Regions from separate parts of the Homo sapiens genome. Here region 2 is linked to region 1. Evidence: chromatin loops called from intact Hi-C (ENCODE). Cell type or tissue: chondrocyte. All regions are shown on one strand. Each heading gives the region's core, and the rest is flanking DNA. Links, peaks and the distances in the headings are about the cores only.

Region 1 (8,340 bases), core at 290-8,289:
TTTCCAAATTTGATGAAAACTATAGGCTAACATATCCAAGGCTCAAAGAATTCCAAAACAGAATAGAAAAAAGAAAGAATAAAGGAAAGAAAAATACACCAAGTCACAAATTCTAATTGAAATACTAAAAAAAAAAATGATGAACATCTTGAAATCAGACACAAGAAAAAGACATATTGCGTATAGAGAAATAAAGAGGAGAATGACAGCAGGCTTCATGTTAGAAAAAATGCAAGCCCGAAGACAGTGGAACAGGGCTTTAGCGTACAGTCATGGGTCACTTAATAATAGAAATACGTTCTGAGAAATATATCATTAGTTGATTGGTGTCATTGTGTGACTATCACAGAGTGTATTTACACAAACCTAGATAGTATAGCCTACTACACACCTGGGCTGTATGGCATAGCCTATTGGCATTAAAGATAAAAAATGAAACACCTGTTTAAGGCACTTGCCGTGAGTGGAGCTTGCAGGACTGGAAATTGCTCTGGGTGATTCAGTGAGTGAGTGGTGAGTGAATGTGAAGACCCAGGACATTACTGTAGACTTTTTAAACACTGACTATACACTTAGGCTACACTAAATTTAAAAAAAACTAAGTAGTTGTGCTATGACATTACAATGGCTATGATGTCACTAGCTAATAGGAATTTTTCAGCTCCATTATAATGTTATAGGATCACCATTGTATATTCATTCTATCGTTGACTGAAATGTCATTTTACATTGTATGACTGTATTTGTTTCTTGACCAATGGGCTCACATCCTGATAAATCCATTGCAAGCTGAAACTATCATAAGTCGAAAATGCATTTAATATACCTAACCTACGAAACATCATAGCTTAGCCTAGCCCACCATAAACGTGTTCAGAACATTTACGTTAGCTTATAATTGGGCAAAATAATCTAAAGCAACACCTATTTTATAATAAAGTGTTGAATATCTCATGCAATTTATTGACTACTTACTGAAAGTCAAAGACAGAATGGTTGATGGGTACTTAAGGTATAGTTTCTCCCGAAACATCACTTTTTGCTCCATCGTAAAGTAAAAAATCATAAGTTGAGCCATTGTAAGTTGGTGAACATCTGTACATATAAAAATATCTGTATATACAGATACATACAGATACATTCAAAAATTTTCAGAATTTTGGAATTCTATACTGAGAAAAAGTATCTTTAAAAAGTGAAAAATGAAAGAAAAACGTTTTCAGAGAAATAAGTTTGTAGAACTCATCATAGAACACCTGTGCTGCAGGAAGTAACGAAGGGTTTTCTATGAGCAGAATTAAAGTCATATCCAATAAAATTTTTTTCTCATTTGAAAACCTATTTTAAAAATAATTGATTGTTCTACAAGGAACTCAATCAAAACAGCAAGAAAAACAAATTATCCCATTCATATGAGGGCAAATGACATCAAGAGACATGTTTTAAAAGAAGATGTACAAATGGACAATGAACATATGAAAAAATGCTTGACATGATTAATCATCAAGGAAATGAAAATTAAAGGCGCAATAAGATACCACTTTACTCCTGCAGGAATAGCCCTTATTAAAAAGTCAGCAAACAACAGATGTTGGCAAGAATGTGATGAAAAGGGAGTCCTTATACACTGTTGGTAGGAATGTGAATTAGTACAAGCTCTACAGAAAACAGGACAAAGGTTTCTCCAAGAACTAAAAGTAGATCTACCATTCGATCCAGCAACTCCATACTGTGTATCTATCTAAAGGAAAAGAAGTCACTAAATCAAAAAGACCTGTATATATATGTTTATCACAGCACAATTCACAATTGCAAACATATGGAATCAACTTAAGTGCCCATCAACTGAGTGGATAAAGAAAATTTGGTGCATATATATACCATGGAATACTGCTTATCCATAAAAAAGGATAAAATAACATCACTTGCAGCAGCTTGGATGGAACTGGGGGGCCATTATCCTAAGTAAGTAACTCAGAAACAGATAACCAAATACTGCATGTTCTCACTGATAAGTGGGAGCGAAGCTGTGGGTATGCAGGGACATCCAGAGTAATGAATGCTGGAGACTTAGAAGGGAGAAGGATGGGAGGGAGGTGAAAGATTACCTACTGGATGAAAAGTTACCTACTGGGCACAATGTACACTATTTGGGTGATAGATGCACTAGAAGCCTCGACTTCACCACTGTCCAATTCATCTATGTAACCAAAAACAACTTGTGTCCTTAAATCTACTGAATGTTTTTTTAAAAAGAAAGGACATGTCAACAAGAGTTGGCACCTTCATATTCTACATTCACAAACTAAAAACCAAAAAAAAAAGAAATTGATTGTTAAAGTAAAATATAAGTCACTGAATGCAGAAGTCATATGTGTGATAACAGGAGTGAATAGGACAGGAAGAAAAAAAGAAGTATATTATTGTAAGTTGCATGCACTACACTGTACATGAAATGGTATTATGTTAATTAAAGTTAGACTGTAGGCCGGGCATGGTGGCTCGCGCCTGTAATCCCAACACTTTGGGAGGCCGAGGTGGGAGGATCCCTTGAACCCAGGAGTTCAAGACAAGCCTGGGCAACATAGTGAGACTTGGTCTCTACTAAAAATTCAAAAATTAGCTGGGTGTGATGGTGCATGCCCATAGTTCCAACTAGTTGAGAGGTTAAGATGGGAGGATCACTTGAGAACAGGAGTTCGAGGTTGCAGTGAGCTGAGATTTTACCACTACATTCCAATCTGGGCAAGAGAGCAAGACTCTGTCGCAAAAAAAAAAAAAAAAAAAAAGAAAAGAAAAGAGAAAAAAGATAGGTTATGATGAGTTAAAGATGCCTGCTGTAAACCCTAGAGCCATCACAAAATAAAATGAAATATGGCAAAATAGAGATATGATAAATAAAACACTAAAGAAGATAAAATAGATACAATGAAATTAGAAAAAAATTTAGTATCATTTTAAAAGCCCCATATGCCTCTATTTTCCTAGTTACATAAAGGAGGCAAAGTGTGAAAAAGAATAGACCATGTTCTTCTAAGGACCCATGTCAGGTGTCAGTAGAATGGAGGTGATGCAGGAGGGTGGGAACGGATGCCCCATGTTTTTAAAGCTGTGGGGTGTCTTCTCTTTTTATTTTTTTAAATCCAGAAATGTAGATCTGTTCATTCATCCATTCATTGATGTAAAATCTGGTTTCTGAGGTGTTCAGCTTGATGACTGATACATGTATACTTCACCACCACAATCACATGCACTCACATTTCCATCACCTCGCAGAGCTGCCCTCTTTTGTGTGTGTGATGAGAACCCATAAGATCTACCCTCTTAGCAAGTGTGAAGTATATATCGCAGTGTTGTTAGCTGTAGTCACAATGTTGTATAGTAGATCCCCAGAACTTATTCATCTTGCATAACTGAAATTTTGTACCCTTTGACCCACATCTCCCCGTCTCTCCTTCTCCCAGCCCGTGGCAACCACTATATACCCAGTAACCCCCTTTCTGGGGATATAGTCAAAGGAAATAAAATCAGTATCTGAAAGAGAGATCTGAACTGTCATGTTCATTTTGGCATTTTTTACAATAGCCAAATAATGGAACAACCTAAGCATCTGCCAATGGATAAATGAATAAAGAAACTGTGAGATACGTACACACACACACGCACACACACACACACACACACGTATATGTATAACATACATATACGACAGTATATTATTTAGCCCTAACAAAGAAGGAAATCCTGCCATTTTTGACCACATGGATGAACCTGGAGAACATGCTTGGTGAAATAAGCCAAGCACAGAAAGACAAATAGCACATGATCTCACTTATACCATGGCACTGTGTTCATGTCTCAGCCACATTTACCACACCCAACCACGCAAACACAGCCACTGTCTCAGTTCCTGCCCCTGACCGGGGTACAGGGTGGGTGCTCTGTGAACACGTGTTCTACTCATGGCCCAGCTTCCCCACCTTCAGCTATTTTAGGCTCTGACACTGGAAATGAAATTCTTATGAAGCCCGGGCCAAGGCTGAGGTTGTGTGGAACTAGGGTGCCCTCTACTGTCTTCCACAACGATCACGACATTGCTTAATTTCATTCAATGAAGAGAAAATGCTAATGAAACAAATGGGAATTCAACGGATAGCCTATTATTTCTCAGCACAAATACAGAATTCTATAGTAAAACAAAAATCATTGAAATGGTAGTAAGCACTCTTCTAGCAATGTGAGTTTCTGTAAGGTTCTGATGGGCCTTACGATTTCACTGTCCCCTCAGGGCAGTCCATCTAAAGTGAGGCTATGTTATGTTACATAAACACTAGGAGGAGAGAGAGTGGCATACCGTTTCATTACAGGGAAGAGAAAAGAATTTAAGCAACATGCTGAAATACAATGTTAAAGAATGACTCTAACTTAAAATGATTTTTATATATTCAATAATATGTGTTGTGTGGACATAAAGCTGATAGAAAGTGTACCAAAAAAAGTGGAAGTTTTAAACATAATCCATCAAAAGAACATATTTCCTTACAGCTGACATTTCTTTTATTATTAAGAATTAATGTCTATAACCCTCGCTAATACAAAAATCATCCCTTGTTTATATACATTTATTTTTGCAAACTCACACCGAATGACTTTGTGTGACAAGCTGTGAAGTTTAAAATTTACCAATTCTTCCAACTCTTTGATTTGCATTATGCTGTTTAATCCTGAGAGAAGAGCAGCTGTCGCTGGTATTAGGTGTTAGAATTCCAACACCTAATAGGTGAAAATTATATTAGGCTGATCATAAAACCATGTTGTTAACTTTTTAAAATTTAATGTCTCCCAAGGAATTTCACCCTAGTGGTACATCTTTTGGGAAATTAGAAAATGAAGAAATGCATACGTTCAGTGATCCATTTTAGAATTAGAAAATTCAAATTAGCATCTTATTTCATTCATATTTCCTGAAGAACCACTGGAAACAGTTATTTAATAGTGTGGCTAAATGTATATTCAGAGAAACACTTCCTGTATATTTGCACATTTATGTATATTTATGTCCTATTCCTGGAATAGATTTACAAGTTTTGTTTTTCAGAAAATTTCAGAATTTCTGGAATGTGCAGAAGTATTAACAGGTAACTTAGATTTGGAATACACTGTATTAGAGATAACTGGAAAAATGAGAGGCTTCCTACACTGGAAGGTCAAAGATCTTTCCTGGAGGGGAGTTAGGAATTTGCCTTTACTTACCATTATTCTGTTAAAAGAGATTATGAATAATGCAGTTTCACAAAAGGAATGGGACAATGGTGTAAGTAAACCTCCCCATCACGTTTTCAGTGGCTTTCCTTTGAGTCTTGAACGTTTTCCACTGGGTGTTATAGTCGAGAGTCCCCCACCTCCTGAGGAAGCAAGACCTGGCAAACCCAAGACGATGCGCTCTTACTTGTGTTGTTTGAAGGGGCCCTGCTGCCGCGCAGTTGTCATTAATGCCACCCTCACCTCCCAGGAACTGCACCACTAGGACGGACGACACACCGACGTAATGACCATAGTAAGACCCCATGTACGTGGCTAATGAGGCAGTGACCCGACGTGGCTCGGAAGCCCTGCTGGGGAGATCCCGCCCCGTCACCCCAGAGGCGCTCTCCGACCTGCAGCCCCCAGGGCTCCTGGCCCTTTCCCGTTTGCCACTGCGGCTTGTTGTCAAGAAATGGAACTTCAGAAAACCCCCAGATATACACTGCGTTAGGTAAGGATTTCATTCTAATCGAGTCCAATGTGACCCTGGCTTTCCCTCCCGTAGTTATGCATTCCTGTCTATGAGTGAGATGAAAAGAATGTCCACAGGCCAGCTTCTTTCAGAAGCGCCTAAGAGATGCGCATGTAAGGGGTGCCATGGAGCACCCGGGAAGGACCCAGGCCTGGGCAGGGAGGCGTTGGGGCCGGCTCTAGGGAGCAAAGCTGTCGGAGTCCAGGCCTCTATCACCCGACTGCTGACACTGCCCTCCCATCCCTGCTCTACAAGCGGGCGGTGGTGACTACACGAGGCGCCGAAGATGCTGTTGAGGGCCCTGGAGAAACTTCAGCAGAACAGGGCCTCTCCCCTTGCAGGCCGAGCCGGGGGCCCTGCGCCCTCCCCCTCCGCCCAGCTCGGCCAAGGGCGCATTTGCTGAGCGTCTGGCGGCCTCTACCGGAGCACCTCTGCAGAGGGCCGATCCTCCAGCCCAGAGACGACATGTGGCGCTCGGGCGAGGTGAGAGCGGGCGCGAGTGCGCCGGGGGCGCTGGGGGGCTCTGCGGCGGGCGGCGCGCGGCCCGGGGCGCGGCGCGGAGCGGAGCTGCAGGGCGGCGGCGGGAGCGCGGGGCGCAAGAGCCGCTCCGCCGGGAGTGCCGGGGAAGTTCGCGCTGGCAGCATGGGGCGGTGACGCCGCACCGGCCTTCCGCGCCTGCCAGCCGGGCGAGAGCAGGCGGAGGAGAAGGAGGATGCATCCTCACCGACGGCTCGCCTCCCGGGGCCGGCGCGCAGGGTGAGCCCTGGGCGCGCTGGGCCGGGGCAGTGGGGTAAGAGGACGCGAGCGGGGAAGAGGACCGGCCGCCCCGGCTCGGTCCGCACCCTTCTCCTCGGGGCGCCTGAGCGGCAGGCTGCGTGGCCGGGGAGGAGAGGTGCAGAGCAGGCGGGGCGCGCAGCCAGGCCAGAGCGCAAACTTTACCCTGGCGACTGCGGGGCTGAAGCCGGGCGCGGGAGAGAGCGGGGTCCGGGCGGCTCATCCCTGCCGGACGGGGCACCAGGGCGCGGTGACCGGTTGGGGGTGGGGGACACCCGTTGCCACCATCACGGGAGCCGGAGGGGTGAGATCGCCCACCTGGAAAGCCAGCGTCAGCCCCGGGGCTCTGAGGCGCGCGGCGTCCCGGCGCTGCTCGCGGGGTGGACTCGGACCCCGCGGGGGTGTCGCGCGCGTGTCGCGCGGGCTGCTCGAGGCCAGGGGACTTGGAGTCGCTGCTGCACCGCGCGCTCCCAGCCCAGGAGGAAGGCGCTGCCTGGCGGAGCGCTTGGCTCGTACCCGGGGCAGGAGCAGGGGAAGTCTGCGAAAGCCGGGAGCGAGCCGGGGAGGGCCGGGGAGCTGGAGACCCTCGGCGTGCCGCTGCGGACCGCGCGGGTGGCGACCGCGGGTGCCAGGGCGACCCAGGCTGCGGCTCCGCAGTGCAGCCCCCGCGCCCACCTGCCCTGGCGCGCCGGCCCTGGTGAGCCTCTGTGGGGGTCCGGAGGGTCGTGGGAGCGCAGCCTCTCCTGGGGGTCCCTGGCTCGGGGCTGAGGGGCGGCGGGAGGCGCCGCCCGGGTTTCCCGCATGCAGCGCCGCGTGCTCGCCGCCTGGCTCTGGCCCGGGCCCCGCGACGAGCCCCCCGGACGCGCCCAGGCGACCACCGCATGGCACCCTGCCCTTCTTGGCAGGAGTCGCAGAAGGCCTTCGCTTCCGAGGTGGAAGTACCTGTTGTGTCTCCCAATTCCGGAGTTTGCGGGGGATGGGGGTTGGGGGGGCTTCTTGGGAAAATGCTTCTTTTCGAAGCATACTGTTCGGATGCCTGTGAGCACCTATTTGCGTTATGCGCATACTGAGAAATGCGTGTTTTCAGGAAGGTTAGTCGTTGAGCCCAGGGACAATGTCTGCCTGGATCTCAAATACATTAATTAGGGTCCAGCATTGAGTGGAGAGACTTCCACAGATGCAGTGCTTAAGTTATGTAGTCACGGGGACCGAATGCCGGGAAAGTAGCCACACTCTTTTATAGGCAGTTGTCACAGTATTGTGATCCTGCAGAAAACCTGTTTCTTAAATGTGCTTTTCCCCACTTCTTTCCACGTACTTTCTCAGTGCCTTGCAGAGAGAGGAGTAGCTTGCTGGCTTTGAACGCGTGGCGTGGCAGATATTTCAGAAAGGTAAAATTACTACACTTGTGGATTTGACGGATACAAAATACAGTCGCTCAGATAACTACAGCGTTTATTTTAATAATTGGACTAATGGTTTATTTGATAACATGCTAAAAAACAAAACAGAGTATTTGAGTGGAAAACAACGAATTAGGGTGATTCTGCACCCTGAGTAGAAGTAAAAATAAGCCTCTTGTTACTTATTTTTATGCTCCAACTTACTGCCCAGTGAGGGTGATGGAAAATACCTGGTGTGCAGCTGTCCTGGGGAAGGACAGCGGGCTCCTTTCTTTGCAAATTGTTGTGATAGCAGTGTGATTTGATTCCAGGAACTGTGACACAACAGCATTGATGTTCACGTGCTTCCCCGCTTTGTGTGCTTTTCAGCTTCAAGAACAAGCTGGA
Region 2 (8,340 bases), core at 223-8,222, 830 kb before region 1:
TGTTGTGTGGGTTAGAAGTCTGGGATGGTGTGGCTGAGTTCTCTGCTTAGGACATCCCAAGATTAAATAAAAGTGCACTGGGCTTTGTGAATCACGAGCATTTGAGACAGATAGTTAATTTAGAAAGTTTACTTTGCTAAGGTTGAGGATGCACACTTGTGACACGGCCTCAGGCGGTCCTGATGACATGTGTCCAAGGTGGTCAGAACACAGTTTGGTTTTATACATTCTAGGGAGGCATGAGACATCAGTCAACAAATGTAAGATGAACACTGGTTCAGTCTGAAAAGCCGGGACAACTAGAAGTAGTGCGGGGCTTCCAGATAACAGGTAGATAAGAGACAAATGGTCACATTCTTTTGAGTTTCTGATTAGCCTTTCCAAAGGAGGCAATCATATATGCATTCATCTCAGTGAGCAGAAGGGTGACTTTGAGTGGAATGGGAGGCAAATTTGCTCTAAGCAGTTCCCAGCTTGACTTTTCCCTTTAGCTTAGTGATTTTGGTGGCCCAATATATCTTCCTTTCACGGCTTTTATCTGAAGGCTCTGGGGAGAATTCAATTACTGGCTCATTCAAGCTGTTGGCAGATTTCTGTTCCATGAGGCTGCAGGACTGAGGTCCCTGTTTCCTTGCCCGCTGTCAGCTGAGGCCACTCTCAGATTTAAAGGCCACTCTCATTCCTTCTTGTGTGTCCTTCCCCATCTTCAAACCAGCAATGGAGCATCAAGTCCTTCTCATGCCTCAAAATTCTCTTACTTCTACTGCCAGCTGAAGAAAACTCTGCTTTCAAAGGGCATATGTGATAAGATTAGACCCACCCAGGTAACCTAACTGGCCTTTTCAATATAACATGTAATGATCTCAGGAGTGACACCAGAAAGCAAAGGTCTAGGAGCCATCTTAAAATTCTGCCACTACAGACAGGAACCATAGATTGGGAGCACAGTTAGAGACAGGATCTCACTCTGTCACCCAGGCTGGTGTGCAGTGGCACTATCATAGCTCACTGCAGCCTCAAACTCCTGGGCTCAAGCCATCCTCCTGCCTCAGCTTCCCGAGTAGCTGGGACTATAGGTGTGTGCCACCATGCTCAGCTAGTTTTTTTAAAAAAAAGTTTTGTAGAGATGGAGTCTCGCTATGTTGCCAAGAATGGTCTTGAACTCCTGGCCTCAAATGATCCACTCACCTCAGCCTTTAAAAGAATTGGGCTTGCAGGTGTGAACCACTGCACCCAGCCTGAAGCACAGCTTTCTTATGGGACTACTCCAGATGTCCAAAGATTAGCTCGTCTGGTTAAAATTTTTGCTACCTCCTTCCCTTCAAAAATCCTGTTACATGTTGACAATCTGGGATTGAAAATAATGTTCTATAACACCGGCTGAATTTCTCTCTTTCATATTTTTCAGACTGACCCACCCCTGCCCATTTCTTTTATTTATTTATTTATTTTTTGAGACAGAGTCATCTTGGCTCACTGCAACCTCTGCCTCCTGGGCTCAATCGATTCTCCCACCTCAGCCTCTTGAGTAGCTGGGATTACAGGCGCCCACCACCACACCTGGCTAGTGTTTTGTATTTTTAGTAGAGATGAGGTTTCACCATATTGCCGAGGCTGTTCTTGAACTCCAGAGCTCAAGCAGTCCGCCCGCCTCAGCCTCCCAAAGTGCTGGGATTACAGGCGTGAGTCACCACGCCTGGCCTACGCCCCTGCCCCATTCCTAACTCCTCGAACTCTCTGTACAATTATATTTGCTATTCCCACTTGCTTCCCTTGTTCATCATTTCTCTCCTTTCTATACCCTTATCACTTTCCATCTGTTTTCAAAACAAGCAAAGGTGCTCCCAGGTGTCATCACCTAGGACTTCTAATTAAGTGCCCTTTGAGGAATTAATACGATGAGTTGTAGGAGTTAATATGATGATCTGTACAGAGCTCCGTGGTTGTCTATTTTCCTGGTCCCCATCTCTGCAGTAGATCATTACAGAAATAGGCTTCAAACCACTGGGCGAACTATGGCATTAGTCAGGGGCAAGGCTAAGTGGCTGCAAGAAAGAGAATAACATTTCATACCTTAAGTACAAAGAAGTCTGTTTTTTTCTCACGTAGAAACCAGGAAATATAAACAGTTGTCACTAAGTATCTTTGGAGGATTAGTCCGAGGACCTCCCTCAAATACCAAAATCCAGGGATGCTCAATTCCGTGGTACAAAATGAAGTAGCGTTTGCATATAACCAAGGTACGCCCCCTCCCCGTATACTTTAAATCATCTATAGATTATATATACCACCTAATGCAAAGTAAATGCCATGTAAATAGTTGTTATGCTGTATTGTTTAGGGAATAATGACAAGAAAAAGATCTTGTATATGTTTAGTACAGGTGCATTTTTGTTTAATATTTTCAATCCAAGGTTAGTTGAATTCACAGATATGGAACCTCCAGACACGGAGGGCTGACTAAAGAAGCTCTTGGTTCCATGTGGCCATTCGAGGAGCAAGGCTCCTTTTCTCTTGTTTTCATGCCATCTGGAACTTTCTCTGTATGTGTCTGGTGAAGTGGGACTCCCGATGTGCCTGTGCCCCCGCTCTTGGGAGGGGCACAGCATGGAGAAGACTATGATGCTATCTGGCTTTTGCTTTGCATTGCTTTGTCTTTCTGTAAATGCAAATGAGAATATTGCTTTCTAATTAGAAAATGCAGATTGCTCTTAGTTCCATTTAATGTGCTTTGAATTCTGGCCCAATATTGTATAGTTGACCCTTGAACAATGCATGGGTTAAAGGTGCCGAACCCATAATAGTCAGAAATCCACAGGAAACTTTTGACACTCCAAAAAACTAACCACTGATAGCCTAATGTTGACAGAAAGCCTTATCAATCACATAAACAGTTGATTACCACATCTTTTATATGTTATATGTATTATGTACTAAATTCTTACAATAAAGTAAGAGAAAATGTTATTAAGAAAATCATAAGAGAAAATGTATTTCCTATTCATTACATGGAAGTGGATCTTCATAGAAGTTTTCATCCTCATGATCTTCACATTGAGTAGGCTGAGGAGGAAGAAGATGAGGGCTTGGCCTTGCTGCCTCAAGGGTGGCAGAGGCGAAAGGTGGAGGAGGTAGAAAGGGAGGCAGGAAGGACTTATTAAGTATGAATGGACTCTCTCAGTCCAAAACCATGTTGCTCAAAGGTCAACTGTAGATGAGAAAAATTGCTCCCAGGCTGATTTCCAATGTCTAGTAAGCGCGTGTCTACCATTGTGCTTCCAGAGGGAGATGAAATAAGAGCATATTCTTTGGGTTATCTGGAAAAACCTAATGCTCAGAATGCACCACCACCAAGCTCTATTTGCTTCCCTCTACCACCATCTGGAGCAGCCTGACTACTTACGGGAATTGCACCTCTCAAATATAATTTCCTGCATGGACTTCTGCCTTCAGTCCAGAGGTGGAAAATTGCAGGAAACATTGCCTTCACGCTGTCGCAGAGGAAAAACTCTGATAAGTTGTAGTATCATGGTGGTGGTGGTTGTTTTAAGCACACCAGAGAGCTGAGGACATAAAGAAATCTAAGCTAATTAATTTCTAGAAAGGTATACGATTTTTCCAGGTGAAAACAGACCCAGGAATGCTTTTATCCCTGGGGACAAAGTGAAATGAAGAGCAAACTTGCAACAGGATGACGGTTAGGACAGAAAAGCCAACATTTTAGCAAATGTTTAACATCCATGCATGATTTGTCATGATGGATTAGAAACCCAAGCAGTATTTACATAACAGTAGACATATATATCCATGGAACAAGACAGAGAGCCCATAAATAGATCCACACATAAATGGCCAATTGATTTGCAACAAAGCTATGAAAGCAATTCAATGAGGAAAAGAGCTTCTTTTCTATAAATGATGCTAGAACATTTGGATGTGTGTGTATGTGTGTATATATATATATATATATATACACACACACATATACATATATATGTGATATAAGATGCATTATGTTTATAAATAAAGATAAAACTATAAAGTCTTAAGGAAAATATAAAATATCTGCATATGCTTGGGAAAGATTTCTAAGACATGACACAAAATGCATTAACCATTTAAATAGATGATAAATTGAACATGATCACAATTAAAAATTTCTGCTTATGCAAAGCCACCACTTAAAAAAATGGAAGGACAAGTCATGTTTTGGGAGAAAATAGTCACTTCCTAAAAATCATGTTAGTGCCTAGTCTCAGGGCAAAAATGCTTTAAATTGCATGTTTCATTCTATTGCCTTCCAAATGCTAGTTCCATGATAAATCCTCATACTCATTTGTGGCAGCCTGAGTTGGAGAGCAGATGACCCTATTAGAACAACTGACAGCCTTTCCAATCCATACAATGTCTCAGTTTTTCTTCCATGTTGTTAAAAATAATCTCATAAACCAGAAAATCCAGCAGGGGGGTGTAGAATTCCAGTTTCTAGGACATTACACATTTATTTGGAAAATGAGTTTTTTCTTTATTGCTACAATTCAGGAATCCTGCTCAATATTGACCACAGAATAGACAGAACTTCTTAAATGCGTCTGTGACTGAGCAGTGATTAAGCAGCTTCTTTCTCTGAGCTGGTCAGTTTCTTTTCTGAGTTACTGTTAACAAGGGTGTTCTTGTGGCTGCTTTGTAAGCAAACATTGGTCAGACTGAAATTGATTTGAAACATTCACACCACTTGAATGAGTAACCAATATTATTACTAATGTTGATAAAAATAATTGAATGCAACTCTATTTTTATAAGCAGAAATTCTTTTCAAGGGGGAAAGTCTATTTTCTCTAAATTATTCAGAAATACCAAGGTGTTATGGACACATATTATATACTTAATAAGAAATACTAAGTATGTGTCTGTACCCTTATAAAATTAAATAAACATATGTAAAATGCTTCCAAAAAATATTTACAAAAGAGAGCATCAAATATCCTTCAGAAATACACACAATTTTCATAATAAAAGCAAGTTAGAACATTATGAGGCAATGTGGCCATATTGTTCAGAAACCAGACTGCCTATTTTTATTTTAAATTTATTTATTTATTTATTTTGAGTCAAAGTCTTGCTCTGTCACCCACTCTGGAGTGCAGTGGCGTGATCTTGGCTCACTGCAACCTCCATCTCCTGGGTTCAAGTGATTCTCCTGCCTCAGCCTCCCACATAGCTGGGACTACAGGTGTGCGCCACTTCGCCTGGTTAATTGTTTTTGTAGAGATGTGGTCTTGCTGTGTTGCCCACTCCAAGCCTTATGCTATCCTCCTGCTTTGGCCTCCCAAAGTGCTGGGATTGCAGACATAAGCCGCCATCCCTGGCCCAAACTGCCCATTTCAGAGAAATCCCTTCCTTCTTTGCCATCAGATCTGTTATATTTCTTTTTAGTCATTTATACTTCTGGATCAACAGAACTTAACTTTATGGACTTTCAACAAGAGCTGGAAAAATAATACAGGAAGCTGAACCAAGAGACAAAGTTACACGCACCTCAAGCACATGCCTGGAACCATAAGGTGCATCTTAGTCGCCCTGTGTTTGTGGTTCACACCTCTTTCCCTCTCTCTTCAAAACACACGTGTGCAAGAAGAGCAATGATGAGCTCATGGAAGAGGCAGTTGCTGCCCTATCTTTGGAATCAAAAGGCCTCCCTCAGGCTTTGCTGGGCCACTTTCCCGCCCCTGTAACCAACTGCAATCAGGCTTCCTGCACTCACTTCCCACCTCTGCCATCTGCCTGCCAGGGAGAGGGGATGTGCCTGGCCTCACATGGGAAGAAGGAAGAGGCATCTGCAGCGGAGAGGCATTTGCAAACAGACCCAGAGAGCAGGATTTGCGGACAGGAGGCCTGTGGTGAGGAAGAATCCTCCTGCCAGGCCCACAAGGCTGAGGCAGTCGGCCGCTTAAAACCCAGCTCCCCTAGACTTGAGTCAGGGTTAGGAGGGATCCTGATTCCTTGGACATCTTTAGGAGAAACATGGTATTTTTATGCTGCATTGAAACAAATAAATCTCTGTATGCCTTACAATTAATGAAGCAGATTTAAAGCATTTTCAATAGCTAGTATCACATTTTCAACTACTTTTCCCTTCGGTCCCTGGGCTGCGGCTGGGATGTGCCCTGACCTCTGTCATTCTGCCCCTTGTTTATTCCACTGTCTCCTGTAAAACTCCTAAAGGGTCTTATATGAAGGTGGGGTTTTTTTTGTTTTTTTTTTAAAACGAATTTTCGCTCTGTAGTCCAGGCTGGAGTGCGGTGGCTCAATCTCAGCTCACTGCAACCTCCGCCTCCCAGGTTTCAGCCTCCAGAGTAGCTGGGAATACAGGTGTGTTGCTTCCACACCCAGCTAATTTTTGTATTTTTAGTAGATACAGGGTTTCCCCATGTTGCCTGGGCTGATCTCGAACTCCTGGTCTCAAGTGATCCGCCTGCCTCAGCTTCCCAAAGTGCTGGGATTACAGGTGTGAGCCACTGTGCCTGGCCAGAAAGTTATTAAAACTTCTCCACATCTTGCTTTCCTCGCCTGTGAGCAACACCTTTTCATCTCACAGGGTGTGTGAGCTTCATGAGAGCGTCTTAATGGGAAGCCAGTACAGGGATGGCAGCAGGTTAATTGTGGTAATGATGAGGTCAGTTTCCCTCCTTCTGCAGGAGTCTCCTTGCAGGGGGAACATGCCTGTTCAAAGAAAGCCTTTATTTTGCTTTTTAAAAAAAAAATTATAAATTTTTTTTAATTTTTAATTTTTGTGGGCACATAGTAGGTGAATATTTATGGGGTACATGAAATATTCTGATACAGGCATGCAATGCATAATAATCACATCATGAGAAATGGTGTGTCTATCTCCTCAAGCATTTATCTCTTGTGTTGCAAACAATCCAATTATATACTCTTATAGTTATTTCAAAATGAACAATTAAATTATTAATGACTGCAGTCACCCTGTTGTGCTGTCAAATACTAGACATTATTTATACTTTCTATTTTTTGTACCCATTAACCATCCCTACCTCCCCACCAACCCTCACTCCCCTTCCCAGACTCTGGTAAACATCCTTCTATTCTCTATGCCCATGAATTCAATTGTTTTGATGTTTAGATCCCACAAATAAGTGAGAACATGTGATGTTTGTCTTTCTGTGTCTGGCTTATTTCACTTAACATAATGACCCCCATTTCCATCCATGTTTTTGCAAATGACAGGATCTCATTTTTTATGGCTGAATAGTACTCCATTGTGTATATGTACTATATTTTTTGTTAATTCATTCATCTGTTGATGAACACTTAGGTTGCTTCCAAGTCTTGGCTACTGTGAATAGTGCTGCAATAAGCATGAGAGTGCAGATATCTCTTTGATATAAGGATTTTCTTTCTTTTGGGTATATATCTAGCAGTGAGATTGCTAGGTTGTAAGGTAGCTCTATTTTTAGTTTTTTGAGGAACCTCTAAACTGTTCTCCGTAGTGGTTGTACTAATTTACATTCCCACCAACAGTATACAAGGGTTCCCTTTTCTCTACATCCTTGCCAACATTTGTTACTGCCTCACTTTTGGATAAAAGCCATTTTATCTGGGGTGAGATGATATCTTATTGTAGTTTTGCTCTGCATTTCTCTGCTGATCAATGATGTTGAGCACGTTTTCATATGCCTGTTTGCTATTTGTATGTCTTGTTTTGAGAAGTGTCTATTAAGGTCTTTTGACCATTTCAAAATGACATCATTAGATTTTTTTCCTGTAGAGTTGTTTGAGCTCCTTATATATTCTGGTTATTAATCCCTTATCATGTGGGCAGTTTGCAAATATTTTCTCCTATCCTGTGAGTTGTCTCTTCACTTCGTCAATTATTTCCCTTGCAGTGCAGAAGCTTTTTAACTTGATGTGATTCCATTAGTCCATTTTTGCTTTGGTTGCCTGTGTTTGTGGGGTATTTCTCAAGAAATTTTTGCCCAAACCAATGCCCTGGAGAGTTTCCCCAATGTTTTCTTGTAGTAGTTTCATAGTTTGAGGTCTTAGATTTAAGTCTTTAATCCATTTTGATTTGATTTTTGCATATGACAAGTCTAGTTTCATTCTCCTGCATGTGGATATGCAGTTTTCTTAGTACCACTTACTGAAGAGACTGTCTTCTCCCTAGTGTACGTTCTTGGCAACTTTGTTCAAAATGAGTTCACTGTTGGTGTACAGATTTGTTTCCACGTTCTCAATTCTGTTCCATTGGGCGATAAGTCTGCTTTTATGCCAGTACCATGCTGGTTGGGTTACTATAGCTCTGTAGTATAATTTGAA

Evidence for each region. A loop is a pair of places that touch in the nucleus more often than their neighbours do. Peaks named below come from ENCODE experiments on the same cell type or tissue, not always from the same donor. Only the 100,000 strongest peaks of a DNase experiment are listed, where the experiment ranks them.
Region 2: a loop joins it to region 1, with 3 times the contacts of the local background. A loop is called at or near these places in 5 of 110 quality-filtered maps.

Annotation. Positions count from the first base shown.
Region 1 is chr15:26,860,853-26,869,192 of GRCh38, forward strand. GABRA5 (gamma-aminobutyric acid type A receptor subunit alpha5) reads left to right here and starts at 6,210. Exons shown (of 11, transcript NM_000810.4): 1 at 6,210-6,259; 2 at 7,877-7,941; 3 at 8,323-8,340. In chondrocyte, for the core only: CTCF peaks have their summits at 4,070 (motif pointing left), 4,274 and 6,171; a DNase peak (open chromatin) is centred at 6,175.
Region 2 is chr15:26,033,103-26,041,442 of GRCh38, forward strand. The region is part of intron 2 of LINC02346 (long intergenic non-protein coding RNA 2346); the gene reads left to right. Among named protein-coding and RNA genes, the nearest start is that of TRE-TTC2-2, 45 kb to the right of the region's middle. In chondrocyte, for the core only: CTCF peaks have their summits at 4,467 and 4,668; no DNase peak of the experiment used is centred there.